Linked DNA regions of Homo sapiens: region 2 is linked to region 1. Evidence: read pairs that join two places in POLR2A ChIA-PET (ENCODE). Cell type or tissue: OCI-LY7. All regions are shown on one strand. Region 1 has its middle 50 kb from the start of GRID1. Region 2 overlaps GRID1 (glutamate ionotropic receptor delta type subunit 1).

Region 1 (2,500 bases):
TCCCCTCCGTCCTTCCCTCCTTTCTTTCTCTCTCTCTTTCTTTCTTTCTTCTTTTTCTTCTTTCTTTTTTTCTTCTTTTCTTCTTTTTTTTTTGTGGAGACAGGGTCTCACTGTGTTGCCCAGGCTGGAGTGCAGTGGTGCTATCATAGCTCACTGCAGCCTAGAACTCCTGGACTCAGGTGATTCTCCCACCTATAGGAAGTATAGGCATGCACCTGGAACTACAGGCATATGCACCACTACGCCCAGCTAATTTTTTTTTATTTTTGTAGAGACAGGGTCTCACTCTGTTGCCCAGACTGGTCTTGAATTCCTGAGCTCAAGTGATCCTCCCACCTTGGCCTCCCAAAGTGCTGGGATTACAGGTGTGAGCCACCACACCCAGCCTGGACTTCTTTTAAATGAGAATATACCTATTCATTTCCTGTGTATTAAAAATAAGTTGAAAAAGGCAGGAAAACAAATGAACAGACAAAAAGTTGGTATCACTAGCATTGTTATTTAGAAGGGGTCAGCAGAGGGTGCTGAATATTGAGTCATATCTAAATGATGACCTGCTTACGTTCAAGAGCAGCTAGAAATCCACACTTAGGTTAGTTAGAATAGTCCTGATAGCTCAGTGGAAACCTGACCTCTGTGAAGCAGATTAGTATTCTTTATTGCCAGAGGCAGTGGATATAATAACCATGTTATCTATAGCTAACAGTTCCTGTGTGGTTTACAGGTAATGTATATTTCAACAAGCATCATGCAAATGAGTTAATGCTAAAATGAGCCCACTCCTTCATTCTTTAGGAATATGAGCAAAATTAAGAATGGTTCTTGGATCTGTTTACTGAACGTCTTGATTCTCTAAAACAATCCTCAGCCAGTCACAGTGGCTCATGCCTGTAATCTCAGCACTTTGGGAGGCTGAGGCAGGAGGATCGCTTGAACTCAGGAGATCGAGACCAGCCTGGGCAACATAGCAAGACCTTGTCTCTACTAAAAATAAAATTAAAAAAAATTAGCTAGGCATGGTGGTGCTCCTGTAGTCTCAGCTACTTGAGGGGCTGTGGTGTGAGGATCTCTTGAGCCCAGGAGGTAGAGACTGCAGTGAGCCAAGATTGTGCCACTGCATTGCAGGATGGGCAACAGAGCAAGACTGTCTCAAAAATAAGTAAATACATGGCTGGGCATGGTGGCTCACACCTGTAATCCCAGCACTTTGGGAGGCTGAGGTGGGCGGATCACCTGAGGTCAGGAGTTCCAGACCAGCCTGGCCAACATGGTGAACCCCATCTCTACTAAAAATACAAAAAAGTAGATGGGCATGGTGGCACGTGCCTGTAATCCCAGCTACTCAGGAGGCTGAGGCAGGAGAATCGCTTGAACCCAGGAGGCAGAGGTTGCAATGAGCTGAGATTGTGCCACTGCACTCCAGCCTGGGTGACAGAGCAAGACTCCATTTCAAAAATAATTAAATAAATACATAAATAATAAAATGATCTTAGAAAAGAGTGGCTAATAGTGAAAACAGTCAATATCCAAATTAGTCTGTTCAGGGTATTTAAAGTGTTTAAAGACACCTGGAACAGGGGAGTAACTCAAACCGCGCAAAGATGTTGTGAGAATGTAGCCATTGTCCGCTGATTAACAATCAAGACTTAGGAAGCAGCAGGTGAGACAGTCTAAGCCCACCTGTAAAGAAGATTGGTGTGCTTTGAAAATGATCCCTTTAGCTGTCCAGTAACACTAACTGATCGCCTGATTGAAAACCTAAACTTCTCTGAGAATAGAAAACAACAGAATTTTTACTGCGGGTTTTTCTCACAACCACCCCGAGGAATTTCTGATTTGCAAAACTGGAGAGTTGAGCTCTGAAATGGGGATGTACTGAAATGAAGTTATCACTTTCCAGTGAGACTGAGCTTTTTACTTTCCTAGTCACAAGCCTTTGAATGTACTAAAAAGCCCGGGCGCGGTGGCTCACACCTGTAATCCCAGCACTTTGGGAGACTGAGGTGGGTGGATCACCCGGGAGGCAGAGGTTGGAGTTCCTGAGGTCAGGAGTTCCAGACCAGCCTAACCAATATGGTGAAACCCCATCTCTACTAAAATACAAAAATTAGCGGGCATGGTGGTGCACGCCTATAATCCCAGCTACTCAGGAGGCTGAGGCGGGAGAATCGCTTGAACCTGGGAGGCGGAGGTTGCAGTGAGCCGAGATCATGCCACTGCACTCCAGCCTGGGCAACAGAGTGAGGGCAACAGCCTGGGCAACAGAGTAGGCAACAGATATGACTCAATATTCAGCACCCTCTGCCGACCCCTTCTAAGTAACAATGCTATTGATACCAACAGAAAGAAAGTGCTTAAAAAAAAATTTAAGGTGATTTTGGGGAGGACAATTGCAATATGAAATGAAAAATCAGCACAAATCCTAAGGTATGTGGCTTTTGGGGTTTTATTTGAGGAGTTTTTTCCTGGACTCAACTGTTGAGATTGGGAGGGCATGACC
Region 2 (2,500 bases), 62 kb after region 1:
GCATCCCTTCTGCCCTGCCTCTTCCCAGATAATTTCTAACCCATTCCATCCCTGGATGTGATTCTTTTTACACTTGGTTACCCATGGCTGTGCCTGTGGGTCTCCACCCTTTGGTTTTGTTCTGTGTTTCCCGTTGTATGAGTCAGGGGAGACTAAGTTATGCTGCAGTAACAAACAATCCAAAACTCCCAGCAGCTTTCATGACACAGTATTTCCTCCTCCTGCTGTGTGTCCATTGCCGGTCAGTGGGGAGCTTGGTCCCTCATGGTCACTTCACTTGGTTGTTGCCAGTTGCTGTGCCAGAGGGAAAGAGAGCTCTGGGGGGCTCAGCCTGGATGTGCTCACATCACTTCTGCTTATGACTCGTTGGCCACAACCAGCCATGTGGCCACAGCCAGTCACAAGGGATCCAGGAAGCACAGCCCTACTATGTGCCTGGAAGCAGAGAGAACTGGAAACAACTGGTGAGCAACAGAATTGCCTCTTTACCATTCATGGCTAAACAGCCCTCCTATTTCCTTGGCGTTTCATTAAAATAACAGCAACAAACAAAAAGCAAAAAACAGTTTTGGGTACGGGATGCTAGTTGGGCAGAATCTGTGGCTCCCATTGATACCCCACTGTGTACTCAGCGACTTGTCCCTCCTCTGCAGACCTCTGGGCAGCCCTTCCATGTGCTGGGAAGTTAGGAAGCCTGGGTCCCCAGCCTAGGCTGGGGTTGCACCTCTGCTTTTCTCCATGTCTGCCAATCTTGTGCTCTGTAAACTAGTGCCTGGACAAGCCCAGCTCTCAGGACCATTGAGCTAGTCATGAGGTAAAGATTGGGTTCTCTGCCCAGCCACCGACAGGACCAGCACCCATGACCTCCCCCTGTCCCCGTAGCTGGACTTTGGCAAGTCTGCACTTTCCACGGCTTCAGCCCTGTGGCCCTGTCCCTCATATAGACTCCCACGTCTTGCCCCTGCTGCCCCACGAAGTGGCAGCCCTCTCCTGCTAATGGCAGTGGGCTGGGGCAGAGACCACGCATCTCTCTGCCATTGCTGGCCTGTGACAGCCCCTTTCTCTGGGGTGCTGCCCTCTCTGACAGGCACTGGGCCCAGGAAGACAGCTGGGTCTGTGTCCAACAACTCAGCTAGACTCTCTGAGCCCTTCCTCCCAGCCTGTAAACAGCCAGTTTCCTGGCAGATGGCCACGGTTGAAGAAAGGAGAACCCAGAGTTCCCCTTTCTGGGCCTGAGGTGTGGGCAGAGTGGTCTGGAGGGTATGAGATGCCCCTTCCGTTTCTAGGTCCAAGCTGTAGGCAGTGTAGGTTACCAGTGGGTGAGGTGGGGGGTGTTAGCTGGGGGACTAGGGTGGTCCTGAGCCCAGGCTGCCCCTTCTCCTCCACCCAGGTGTGGGACATGTGGCCCTGATGGCCCCATCTTTCCAGTTTTCCCTCACACTCATCCCTCAACAGACCCTAGATGAGGCAGCTGGGCTCTGAGACTGCATCTCCACCTGGCCCACCCTGGTCCCCCACTGTGCTCAGCCTGGCCCTTCCCCATGCCTCCACTGGAGCATCCGTGGGGTGTCCAGGAGCTGAAGAGGCGGGAGTGTGGTGGCTGTCTCACACAGACTGGGGCTCCCACCCCTGCTCTGCTTTCTGACTCTGGGTGGGCAACCTCGGTTTCCCTGACTGTAAAATGGAATAGAGGACAGCTGAGAGGATCAGTTGAGGAAATGCACTAGAATAGCCCAGCCCAGGGTGAGCACAGGGCAGTGGCTGGGTGAAGAGGTGGAGGTCGCTGTGATCTTACTAGCCTGAGTGGTCTGTGGTGGAGACTTGTCCTCCTCTCACTTCCTGTTCTGGGCTGGGCAGTGTGAGCAGGTTCCCACAGCCTTGGCCCCACTTAGGGCGGGGGAGATGTGCAGCTTGGAGTTGAGCCCCAGCCATTCTGGGTGTCTCAAGAGAGCAGGGAAGGAGGTTAGTGTTGACGACATGGCTCATATGGAGGCTGCTCGGAGCCATCTGTATAGGCTGGGGCTCTGGGAACCTGTGGCCTGTCACGGCACGGTATTTCCATCTTACTGTGGCCTTGTCTGCTCTGAGTGCATAGAGTGGCCAGAATCCCACTGGCCTGCCCCTGCCTCCCCGGGACCTGGCCATAGGGCAGGCCTACCTTGCTCTATTTGGTGGAAAGGGGTCAGGTGGAAAGGTGTGGGTTCAGTTCCCAAATCTGATTGATTATCTGTGTGGTCTTGAACAGATCGCATTCCCTCTCTGACCCTCAGTCTCAACATCTGTGAAATGGGCCTGCCTTGGGGTTGTGGTGGTGGATCTAGAGAGGACGTATGGCCAGCAGGAGGGAGGCTGTGGTGAGCAACAGTCCACCATGGCGCCCGAGAGAGGGGTGCTTAGCGCCTTGGGGCTCATTCTCCCATTGAGGGCGTGGGTGCCGGCACATAGTATGCTCAGCAGGCATTCGTTCTTGTTGTGTCCCGGCCACCATGTTTTCCATCCT

Evidence for each region. ChIA-PET counts read pairs that join two places held together with the same protein. Peaks named below come from ENCODE experiments on the same cell type or tissue, not always from the same donor. Only the 100,000 strongest peaks of a DNase experiment are listed, where the experiment ranks them.
Region 2: POLR2A ChIA-PET joins it to region 1 with 11 read pairs; 4 of 35 experiments call an interaction of 5 or more read pairs at or near these places.

What each region holds. Positions count from the first base shown.
Region 1 is chr10:86,416,039-86,418,538 of GRCh38, reverse strand. No RefSeq gene overlaps it. Among named protein-coding and RNA genes, the nearest start is that of GRID1, 50 kb to the right of the region's middle. In OCI-LY7, no CTCF peak of the experiment used is centred here; no DNase peak of the experiment used is centred here; H3K27ac peaks cover 1,943 bases.
Region 2 is chr10:86,354,354-86,356,853 of GRCh38, reverse strand. The region is part of intron 2 of GRID1 (glutamate ionotropic receptor delta type subunit 1); the gene reads left to right. Among named protein-coding and RNA genes, the nearest start is that of GRID1, 11 kb to the left of the region's middle. In OCI-LY7, no CTCF peak of the experiment used is centred here; a DNase peak (open chromatin) is centred at 1,163.